Linked DNA regions of Homo sapiens: regions 2, 3 and 4 are each linked to region 1. Evidence: chromatin contacts called from ENCODE Hi-C or POLR2A ChIA-PET data. All regions are on one chromosome and are shown on one strand. Each heading gives the region's core, a stretch centred on a gene start or an enhancer-like site at or near the end of the contact. The rest is flanking DNA. Distances are from core to core; before and after follow the strand shown.

Region 1 (2,700 bases), core at 12-2,511:
ACCTGGGGCCACAGTCCCCCAGCCCGGTCCCCAGCAGACCGCAGCCCAGAGGCCTTACCTGGAAGTCGTACAGGGCCACGATGTTTTCATGTTTCAGTTCCTAGGACAGAAACCCAAGTTTGTTATCAGTGTGGGGAGGGGGGCTTGCCCACGCCCACGCCCACGCCCCCTCCCCCAGCACTGGCTCACCTTCAGGATTTTGATTTCCTTCCCCAGCAGCGTCTGAGACTTGGCGAGGTTCTTCTTGTTAATGCACTTGACGGCGACCTCCAAATCGTGCTTCTGAAAGCCAAACGTGCACCTTCAAGGCCAGGGCTGCCCCTCGCAGGCCTCCCCCAGACCCCAGTCCACACAGGTGGGGCCCTGAGATGATCCCGGTTGGGAATCCCGGGACTGGAAGGCCGAGTGGGGAGCCAGGTTGAGGATCGCGCTGGGGGTCCTGGGGTAGGGATCCAGCCTCGAAAGCCGGCTGTGGGACCAGGTTGCGGGGTGTCCCGGGGTGAGGGTTTGGACAGGAAAGTCGGGCTGGGGGTCTCGGAGTGAGGATCTGGGCTGGAAAGCCCGGCAGCGGATCTCGGGGCGGGAGTCTGAACTGGAAAGTCGGGCTGGGGGTCGCGGGGTGGGGATCCTGGGGTGGGGGTCGGCCTGGAAAGTCGAGTGGGGCTCTCGGGAGGCGTGGGGGGGTCCCGGGACAGGCGGGGAATCTCGGGGCGGGGATGCAGGGGCAGGGGATCCTGGGCGGGGGATCCCGGGCCGGACGGGGGCCTCACCTCGCGGTGGCGGCCCTTGAAGACCACCGCGAAGGCGCCGTGGCCGATCAGGTCCTTGCGGGAGAACTCGAACTTGCCCACGGTCTCTGTGCCGCCGCGGCCGGGCTCCATGGCGCAGGCGGGCCGGGGGCGCGGGGCGGGGGGTGGCGGGCCAAGGCGCGGGGGACTCAGGCGGAGGCGCGGGCCGGGGCGGGCGGGCCGGGGGCGCGGGGCCGGGGGCGCGGGGCCGGGCGAGGGCGCATCTCCGGGGCCGCGCGCCCCATCGGGCAGGCCGGGGCCGGGTCCCAGCCCCGCGGGCCAGGCGGGGTCCGAGGGTCGCGCTCCCTCCGGCGCCTGTGCCACGGCACTCTTCCCGGGCTGCTAATCCGAATCCGGATCCGACTCCGACTCCGACTCCGGCTCCAACTAGGGCCCGGGCTCGGCCCCAACGGAGAAACAAAAGAGCCGCGGCGCCCGGGCCTCAGAGCCTGAGACGCCCGCGCAGCCGCACTGCGCGCCGGGCCGGGAGGCGGGATGAGGGCGGGGCCTGCGGGACGGAGCGGCAGAGCCGGGCGTGACGAACAGACGGGGGGCGGGGAATGGGGCGGGGCCTGTCGGGGGGGTGGGCGGCTGGGCCGGGCCATTGCGGGGCCGGGTGGGCTGGGAGTGGGTGGGGCCAACAGCGGACCCGCCCCGGTGAGAGCAGAGAGGCGCGCTGACCCGGGAGCGGGCCACGGGGCTCAGTGTTGATTCCTTGCCCCACTCCCTTCCACGCCCCTTCCCCGCCCCTTCCCCGCCCCGCTTCTTCTCTGCTCCCCTCCCTCCTTTCCCCTCTCTCCGTCCTCCTCCCTCCTTTTCCCCTTCCCATCACCTCTCTCCCTCCCTGCCCCCTCCCTTCCGCCCCCTCCCATGCCTTCCCCCCCGCTCCCCTCCCGCCCCCACTGCCTGTTCTCCTCCCTCCTGTCCCCCCTCCCTGTTCCCCTCCCTCCCCTTCCCTGTTCCCCTCCTTCCCGCTCCCTGTTCCCCTTCTACAGGAGAATGGAGAACAGGCGTGGGAAATGTTCCCAAAACGGGGGACTGCGCAGAATTAATTCTTAGAAATAGAATGGCTGAGTTAGAGGTTAGGCATTTAAAGTTGAGTTCCATAATGCCAAATTGCAAAAAAAAAAAAAAAAATTGTAGACCAAAAAGTTGTCACCCAAACCAACGACATAGCCCATAAATCCGCTGGGGAGGAAAGGTTAGCTAGATGGGCTGCGCATCGGTCCTGTGGAACACTGCACAGAGGTAAATATACCTGTGCTCAAGGGTGAGTTCTCCAAAGATTATAATTAAGTAAAAGCAAAATATGGAACAGGGCACTGTACTGTCTGTCGTTTTAAGAAAGCGGTAGGATTGGGATGTGTGTGTGTGTGAAACGCCTGTAATGTGTACATGGTCGTTCCTAACTATAATGACAGCTAACTCATCACTTAGGCCAAGCAGCGCACTTTCCAGCGATTAGTGCATCCATTCAATGATTCCACGAGGCACTTGCTGTTATGTCCCTGTTTTACAGATGAGGAAATCAAGGCGGAGAAAAGTTGGAGAATGTGTCCAAAGTCACACCGCCGGCAGCCAAAAGAGCCCGGGGGCTCACTCACAGAAGACACAGCCAACAGCGATTGCTCTGGGAGAGAGGACCGGGGAAAAGTTAGTGCTGTTCACCGTACACGTTGCGCGCTAGTTGGAATGGCTTTCACCACGTGCAAGCACTGCTTTTGCAAATGCATGATTCTAAACAATGCTCACCAACCCAGCCTTCAGTACAGTCCTAAAGTAACAGCCCAGAAACACACACTTCAGCCAGGACCCTCCATGCTGCCTCCCAGAGCAGCCCAGCAGCTGGACAGCCTGATGCCCTGGGCTGGATCAGCAAGTCCTGGATGCCTTTTACCTGCACCCAGCTCAT
Region 2 (2,700 bases), core at 200-2,699, 110 kb before region 1:
GAAAACCATCTTCACAGGAGACCTGTGCCACAACCACCCAGCAAGGCTGCTCCCAAACTCTGCCCCACAGAGTATACAGCGCTAATTTAATAGGATATCTAGTAAGTCAAGAATGCGCACCATAATCAGATAGCCCCTACAACAAGAATACAGAAAGCTAACAGAGAAGAGGAAATGAAATAATTTGTAAATACTTGCCTGATGCTTTAACCATAAAGAGATTGACTAAAGAACAGGTGAGAAAATACAAGATAAATTTTAAAATTAGGATAGATCTAGGCCCAATTATTAATAGAACAGGCTTAAATTTAATACAAATGTACTAAACACTCCAATTTAGAGACATAGGGACATTAGAATAAACTGTAGGGCAGAGAAGACCAACTATATGCTGTTTACAAGAGACATGCTTTACAAAAGAACACAGATCAGAAGTTAACAGAAACTCTCTCTAGAGGAAACTCCTTCACTGTCAGGCCTAAAGTAACTTCCACAATGAAGTTCCAATATGTGGGCGGCAAGCCATCCAGGTGCCGAGGCAAGAGACCGAGGGCACGAGCTGTTCCAGTGTAATAAAATATATAAAACAACAAGAGTTATACTAGATCTAGATCATAGACATGATTATATACGAATATCATTAATCACTAGTTTGTAGCAATTACTCTTTATTCCAATATTATAATAATCCTCGCTCTATAATCATAACCTAGGAAAAGCCAGCCCATACAGAGATAGGAGCTGAGGAGACATAGTGAGGAGTGACCAGAAGACAAGAGTGCGAGCCTTCTGTTATGCCCGGACAGGGCCACCAGAGGGCTCCTGGGTCTAGCGGTAACGCCAGGATCTGGGAAGACGCCTGTTGTAGCCTCAGTGTCAAGGAAAAACACCTGCTACTTAGCGGACCGGGAAAGGGAGTCTCCCTTTCCTTGTGGGGAGTTTAGAGAAGACTCTACTCCTCCACCTCTTGTGGAGGCCCTGACATCAGTCAGGCCCACGCACAGTTATCCGGAGGCCTAACCGTCTCCCTGTGATGCTGTGCTTCAGTGGTCACACTCCTAGTCTGCTTTCATGTTCCATCCTGTACACGTGGCTCTGCCTTTTAGATAACAGTAGCAAAATTAGTGAAAGTACTAAAAGTCTCTGATATGCAGAAATAATGGCGTAAGCTGTCTCTCTCTCTCTGCCTCGGCTGCCAGGCAGGGGAGGGCCCCCTGTCCAGTGGACACGTAACCCACGTGACCCTACCTATCATTGGAGATGACTCACACTATTTACCCTGCCCCTTTTGCTTTGTATCCAATAAATAATAGCGCAGCCAGACATTCGGGGCCACTACCAGTCTCCGCGTCTTGGTGGGAGTGGTCCCCTGGGCCCAGCTGTCTTTTCTTTTATCTCTTTGTCTCGTGTCTTTATTTCCACAATCTCTCGTCTCCACACACGGTGGGAAGAAACCCACCGACCCTGTGGGGCTGGTCCCTACACCAATAAATTGTCAAAAATCACAAAGTACGCTAGGAAACAATGTACCATCAGCAGAAACCAGGATTCATAAACGACAGCAGAATCAGACCTGCAAAAACATCACCCATGCAATTATTAGGCAGAGATTATAAAATTTCATATTTGAAGAAATAAAAGAGATGACTGAAAGTCTGAATACAGAGCAAGAGATAATTTTAAAATTTCATGTAGGTTTTCTAAAAAACCATTGGGAATGTCTTAAAACAAACTGGTAACTGGAATTTAACACTTAATCAATGGGTTAACAAAAGACTAGGAAGAGCTTAAAAGAGAATTCATAAAATAGAACACAGATGTGATAAAATTATCTAGAATCAAGTAAAACTGATGACGTAATAGGATAACAATTCTAAACCTATATATGCACATACTAACATAGTCTCAAAATACATAAAATGAAAACTGACAGAAACTTAAGGAGAAATAGGTACTCATTATCATAATGGAACATTTTAACATACTTCTCTCAGTAATTGATAGAGCAAGAAGACAAAAATCAGTAAGGATAAGAACTGGATAATGCAATCAACAAGTTCTACCTGGTGGACTGAGAGAGAGAATTGTACCATAACCTGATGAATGCATGTTGTTTTAAAGCATGTATGGAATGTTTATAAACTGGTCCATTCAAAACCTACCTCAACAAAATCCAGGTCAGTGAGAATCCCATACATCTTCTGTCTGATCAAAATGCAATTAATGTAGAATAATAATAAAAATATATATTGAAAACCCTGTATTGTTTGGAAATTAAGAAACATCCTTCTAAATAACTCATGGGTCAATAAAATATATATACAGGGGAAATCAGAAAATATTTAAAACTGAATAATAAATATGATATTCAGCTAAAGCAGTATTACGGAAAAATTCAGACCCTTAAATGTTTATATTAATGAGCTGATGAAAATTAGGAAGCTAGTCATCCAAGTTAAAAACTCAGAAAAAGATGTTTTTAAAAAAGAAATACTACGAGCAGAAACAAAACAGAAAACAATATACAGGCGCCAGATTAAAAAAAAAAAAAAAGAATCTGACAAACTTTTGACAAGACTATCAAGAAAACAGGCATAAATACACAGTATTAGGAGAAAGAAGGGACATACATACAAACACAGCCAAGATCGGAAACACTGTAAGGAGAAATTATTGACAATGTATGCCAATAAATTTTAA
Region 3 (2,700 bases), core at 190-2,689, 86 kb after region 1:
TCAGGACATAGGCATGGGCAAGGACTTCATGTCTAAAACACCAAAAGCAATGGCAACAAAAGCCAAAATTGACAAATGGGATCTAATTAAACTAAAGAGCTTCTGCACAGCAAAAGAAACTACCATCAGAGTGAACAGGCAACCTACAGAATGGGAGAAAATTTTCACAACCTACTCATCTGACAAAGGGCTAATATCCAGAATCTACGATGAACTCAAACAAATTTACAAGAAAAAAACAAACAACCCCATCAAAAAGTGGGCGAAGGACATGAACAGACACTTCTCAAAAGAAGACATTTATGCAGCCAAAACACACATGAAAAAATGCTCACCATCACTGGCCATCAGAGAAATGCAAATCAAAACCACAGTGAGATACCATCTCACGCCAGTTAGAATGGCAATCATTAAAAAGTCAGGAAACAACAGGTGCTGGAGAGGATGTGGAGAAATAGGAACACTTTGACACTGTTGGTGGGACTGTAAACTAGTTCAACCATTGTGGAAGTCAGTGTGGCGATTCCTCAAGGATCTAGAACTAGAAATACCATTTGACCCAGCCATCCCATTACTGGGTATATACCCAAAGGACTATAAATCATGCTGCTATAAAGACACATGCACGCGTATGTTTATTGTGGCATTATTTACAATAGCAAAGACTTGGAACCAACCCAAATGTCCAACAATGATAGACTGGATTAAGGAAATGTGGCACACATACACCATGGAATACTATGCAGCCATAAAAAATGATGAGTTCATGTCCTTTGTAGGGACATGGATGAAATTGGAAACCATCATTCTCAGCAAACTATCGCAAGGACAGAAAAACAACCACCGCATGTTCTCACTCATAGATGGGAATTGAACAATGAGAACACATGGACACAGGAAGGGGAACATCACACACCGGGGCCTGTTGTGGGGTGGGGGGAGGGGGAGGGATAGCATTGGGAGATATACCTAATGCTAGATGATGAGTTAGTGGGTGCATCACAGCAGCATGGCACATGTATACATATGTAACTAACCTGCACGTTGTGCACATGTCCCCTGAAACTTAAAGTATAATAATTAAAAAAAAAGAAAAGAAAAAAGGCGGAGGCAGCCTGGGCCCCGTGCCGCACCTGTGCTGGGATGGGCGTCGACGCGTCCCTCCTGCCCTGGGACCCTCTGGAGCGGCCGGGGCCCCAGCCCTCCCTGCCCTCCAGGGAACCGCCCGCTGCCTGGCGGTGATTCCCGTGGTTAAGGCAGGAGAACTGGCTTCTGCTGCTCACGGGAAAGGGGCCTAACGCAGCGTTCAGATCTCCAGTCAAAACGCAGCAGCGCCGAGGCTCTGGCCGAACAACGCGGGAGGCGAAAGCAACTGGGAGGCGCCTGGTTCTCCGGGCAGCTCCCGGCAGCTGAGGAAACGGAGGCGGAAGAGGCCCGGGCGGGGAGCGCAGCTCAGGGCGGGTCGTCCCCCGCCTGCCTCACACCCCGCCCGCACGGCCTTCTGTTCCTTCTGTTCCTTCTGTTCCTTCTGCTTCCGGGTCCCAGCGGGGCGCAAGCTTCACCCCGAGAGGGTTCTGTCTGGGTTGAGTAAGGTTTCTAAGACGCCAAGCGGAAACAGTTCAAAGATCTAATGCAAATGTCTCTCTCTTTTTTTTCTTTTTGACACAGGGTCTCACTCTCACCCAGGCTGGAGTGCAGGGGCGCGATCTCGGCTCACTGCAAGCTCCGCCTCCCGGGTTCAAGAGATTCTCCCACCTCAGCCTCCCAAGTAGCTGGGACTACAGGCGCCCGCCACCACGCCCAGCTAACTTTTTGTGTTTTAGTAGAGACGGGGTTTCACCATGTTGGCCAGGCTGGTCTTGAACTCCTGACCTCAGGCGATCCATCCGCCTCGGCCTCCCAAAGTGCTGGGATTGCAGGCGTGAGCCACCGCGCCCGGCCACAAATGTCTCTTTAGAAAGTTTATTTAGGGCCGGGCGCGGTGGCTCACGCCTGTAATCCCAGCACTTTGGGAGGCCGAGGTAGGCGGATTACTTCAGGTCAGGAGTTCGAAAAAAAACAAACTAATTAGCTGGGCGTGGGGTACGTGCCTGTAATCCCAGCTTCTCCGTCTGGAGGCTGAGGCAGGAGAATCGCTGGAACCCAGGAGCCAAGATCGCACCACTGCACTCCAGCCTGGGCAACAGAGTGAGACTCCGTCTCAAAAAAAGAAAGAAAAAAAAAAGTTTAGGTCGAGTTTGGTGGCTCAAGCCTGTAATCCCATCATTTTGAGAGACCGAGGTGAGTGGATCACTTGAGGCCAAGAGTTCGAGACCAGCCTGGCCAACACAGTGAAACCCCCAACTCTACCAAAAAATACAAAAATTAGTGGGGCGTGGTGGTGCATGTCTGTAGTCCCAGCTACTCAGGAGGCTGAGGCAGGAGAATTGCTTGAACCTGGGAGGTGGAGGGTGCAGTGAGCCAAGATCGCACCACTGCACTCCAGCCTGGGTGACGTAGTGAGAACTTGTCTCAGAAAAAAAAAAATTAACAACAGCTTTATTGATATAATCTACATACTATACAATTCAACCATTTAAAGTGTACAACTAAATGTTTTTCAGGGGCCTGGTGTGGTAGCTCACACCTGTAATCCCAGCACTTTGGGAGGCTAAGGTGAGCAGATCACCTGAGGTCAGGAGTTTCAGACCAGCCTGGCCA
Region 4 (2,700 bases), core at 20-2,519, 120 kb after region 1:
AGGTCCTTTCAACAAGGCCCGGGATTTCCCCAGGAAAACAAAGAGAGAGCTGAAGAGAAGGAGAGCTGAGACACATACTCCACCCTCGAGTAAGGAGTTTGTTCTGTGACGAGAAGGAAGAGAAACACGTCTTTGCTGTCTTTTTCTGGTGAAGAACTCTCCTCATTTACTCTCTCCACGCTCACAAAATCACTGCACTAATTTGGTGTGTGATTGGTAAGGCGCTGTGTTAAAACAGAGGGGAGATGGAAAAACATGGTCCCTGGCAAACGTCTGTGAAAGACAAAACCAAACGGGCGCGAGACGCCATCTGAGGCACAGTCAAGACAAACAGGAGTGCGAGGAGTCAACTCTCCAGCTGAGTTTCTATTCATATTTCTACTGCCAACTTAATGATTTGAGCCTCCAAACTTTTTTTTTTGCCTTTATCCTAACTAATGCCTGTCATTAATAATACTTATCTCACCACTGTGCTTAAAGACTAGGGCTCCATTTTGAAGCGACGGGACAATCTGAATCAACACTTTCAAATGTCACTTGTAATCAAGTCCAGGTCTATTTATTCCAACAACACGATCATCCTTCACCATGAAGGTGAAAACTAGAGCTGTTGTGACCTCTGCCAGGCTGAATTAAGATGGTTCATTATGTTGACATTACTGCTTTTTTCAGCTTCAAGTGCTAAAAGTGAACAAGGACTGATGCCAAACACAGCTTCCCAGAAACCACAGCTGCCTTTGAGATGCATTTTTAATATTCCAGCAAAAATGATCAAAACGGAAGTCATGTTTGAATGTAGGGGGGCAGACGTACATTGGTTTAGGTAGAGTCCGGGACAAAGCAAATAACTTCTGAAAAATGGTCATTTATGAGAGCATTAACAGCTTACCGCCGGCCACTTCTGTAACACTGGAAATTAACATTGATTAGTCCCCCTGTGTCACGATGAAGTATTTGGCAACAAAATTAGCACATGAACCAGCAACGATTATTTCCTACTGTGGCAAAACAAACCGCTCAAAAGCAGACTGACTTTGTATCTGATTGTATTTGAAAATAAAAGAAATCTTATTTGTGAAGGACACTACATTAACTATGAAAGGGATAACCAACACTGCGGCGTTGCTCTCCATCCCTTCACCCAGCCCCACTGCCCTACCACGTCCTGCCCAGGTGCATCCTCCCACCCCTGCCTCCACTCTGCTCCAGCGCCCCGTGCCCCGCAGCCACACTGTCTCAGCGGAAATGCGGCTCTCATCCTGTCGGTCTCTCGTGCTCACTTATTCTGGCGTCCCAGGCTCTCCACAACTGGCCTCCCATTGTCATTCCGGTTCTGCCTGAGAAAGTGTCTTCCTGAGTGGGGCCACCTGTCCTTTACCACTTGTGGGTCTTTGGCCCTCGTGGGCCCTCACTATTCTGGTAAGCTCCTCAAGGCCTCGCCTGAGCCCCAGGTCCCGGAGCCGCCACTCTCCTCCTGGCTGTGCTGTCCTGATGGAAATGCCCATGTGTGAACAGCAACAGCTCAAATGCAGTCATGGTCACTGGTTAACAAGCAAGCTTCTAATGCATATCCCAAAGCACCTCAGCACCTAGCACACAGCAGAGATTCAGCAAACACAGGCAGGTTTCAGTTCCTATTTCCTTTTCAAACTCTTACTGGAATTGTAAACTTGGCAGATCAGTAACTTGAAAACATTTGTGGGCTGGGTGCAGTGGCTCATGCCTGTCATCCTAGCATCTTGAGAGGCCAAGGCGGGAGAACTGCTTGAGGCCAGGAGTTCAAGACCAGTCTGGGCAATATAGCAAAATCCCATCTCTACCAAAAATACAAAAAAATTTAGCTGGGCATGGTGGCAAGTGCATGTAAGTCCTAGCTACTTTGGAGGCTGAGGTAGGAGGAGTGCTTCAGGCCGGGAGGTCAAGGCTGCAGTGAGCTGTGATGGTACCACTGCATTCTAGCTCGGGCGACAGAGTGAGACTCTCTCAAAAAGAAAAAGAAAAAAAATTTGTGGAATCTAAGAAATCATCCTGCAGTCTGTTGCTACTATGTAAATGACCGCATGAAAAAAGGGGTTCAATGAAGACTTCTCCCTTCTCTTCATCCTGGATTACGAACACACACTAGGAATGAAGAGAGAATGTATGTGATACAGGCAGGAGGCAGGGAAATACTGGTGAGGGCTTCACACTCAAGCCTGGACCCGTGGCCCAAAGTGACAACTATCCCTGTTTTCCCACCTGAATGTTGCCTTTTGGCCTGCTCTGCCCCCTATCCTGTGCCCATAAGAACCCCAGACTCCAGACAAAGGGGACACACACAGAAGAGAAAGCATCTGAGCAAAGAGAGGAGAGGAAGCAGCTGGATGTTGGAGAGGAGTTTGGCTGAGGGATGGCCAGACTCCAGGGGAAAATTATCTTCCTGCTGTACCCCCTTGTCAGCTTCCCTTTCTGCTGAGAGCCACTTCCACAGCTCAATAAAGTCCTCCATATTCACCACCCTTTAATTCGTTCGTGTGACCTGATTCTTGCTGGACGCCGGACAAGAACTCAGGTACCAAGAGGGCAGGGTGTAAAGGCTGTCACCCTGACCCTCCACTGAGCTGATTAACACTCAACACTGATTGTAACACAGGCTTTCTGAGGCTCCAGGGGTCACAGACACCCACTCCCAGATGGCAGAGCTAAAAGAGCATTGTAATA

What was found. A loop is a pair of places that touch in the nucleus more often than their neighbours do. ChIA-PET counts read pairs that join two places held with the same protein, here RNA polymerase II (POLR2A). Pooled maps may share reads with other maps.
Region 2: a pooled map shows a loop between it and region 1 (4-fold over the local background). The contact joins the enhancer-like site here to the promoter of ULK1 in region 1. A Hi-C loop is called at or near these places in 5 of 50 pooled maps. POLR2A ChIA-PET finds 5 or more read pairs at or near these places in 5 of 52 experiments (Caco-2, H1, OCI-LY7 and 2 more).
Region 3: a loop to region 1 is called in a pooled map, with 4 times the contacts of the local background. The contact joins the enhancer-like site here to the promoter of ULK1 in region 1. A Hi-C loop is called at or near these places in 3 of 50 pooled maps. POLR2A ChIA-PET finds 5 or more read pairs at or near these places in 2 of 52 experiments (MCF 10A and WTC11).
Region 4: a loop to region 1 is called in a pooled map, with 8 times the contacts of the local background. The contact joins the enhancer-like site here to the promoter of ULK1 in region 1. A Hi-C loop is called at or near these places in 1 of 168 maps with a recorded cell type or tissue (B cell), 2 of 37 single-sample maps with no recorded cell type and 4 of 50 pooled maps. POLR2A ChIA-PET finds 5 or more read pairs at or near these places in 2 of 52 experiments (Panc1 and activated naive CD4-positive, alpha-beta T cell).

The regions. Positions count from the first base shown.
Region 1 is chr12:131,893,183-131,895,882 of GRCh38, reverse strand. It overlaps ULK1 (unc-51 like autophagy activating kinase 1), which reads right to left and starts at 1,261. Exons shown (of 28, transcript NM_003565.4): 1 at 771-1,261; 2 at 190-282; 3 at 59-100. The coding sequence starts at 881. LOC124903059 (a long non-coding RNA gene) reads left to right here and starts at 1,725. Exons shown (of 2, transcript XR_007063538.1): 1 at 1,725-2,036; 2 at 2,308-2,700. RefSeq lists silencers at 1,002-1,511, 1,542-1,591.
Region 2 is chr12:131,999,833-132,002,532 of GRCh38, reverse strand. The region is part of intron 12 of EP400 (E1A binding protein p400); the gene reads right to left. Among named protein-coding and RNA genes, the nearest start is that of SNORA49, 30 kb to the left of the region's middle. Within about 2 kb of position 1,449, at least 2 of the 41 ENCODE cell types and tissues checked have a DNase peak (open chromatin) inside an H3K27ac peak, as active enhancers do.
Region 3 is chr12:131,807,695-131,810,394 of GRCh38, reverse strand. No RefSeq gene overlaps it. Among named protein-coding and RNA genes, the nearest start is that of MMP17, 19 kb to the left of the region's middle. Within about 2 kb of position 1,439, at least 6 of the 41 ENCODE cell types and tissues checked have a DNase peak (open chromatin) inside an H3K27ac peak, as active enhancers do.
Region 4 is chr12:131,772,645-131,775,344 of GRCh38, reverse strand. All of the region lies in intron 13 of SFSWAP (splicing factor SWAP), which reads right to left. Among named protein-coding and RNA genes, the nearest start is that of MMP17, 54 kb to the left of the region's middle. RefSeq lists enhancers at 659-1,283, 1,363-1,552, 1,284-1,909. Within about 2 kb of position 1,269, at least 6 of the 41 ENCODE cell types and tissues checked have a DNase peak (open chromatin) inside an H3K27ac peak, as active enhancers do; they include B cell, where a contact is called at or near this core.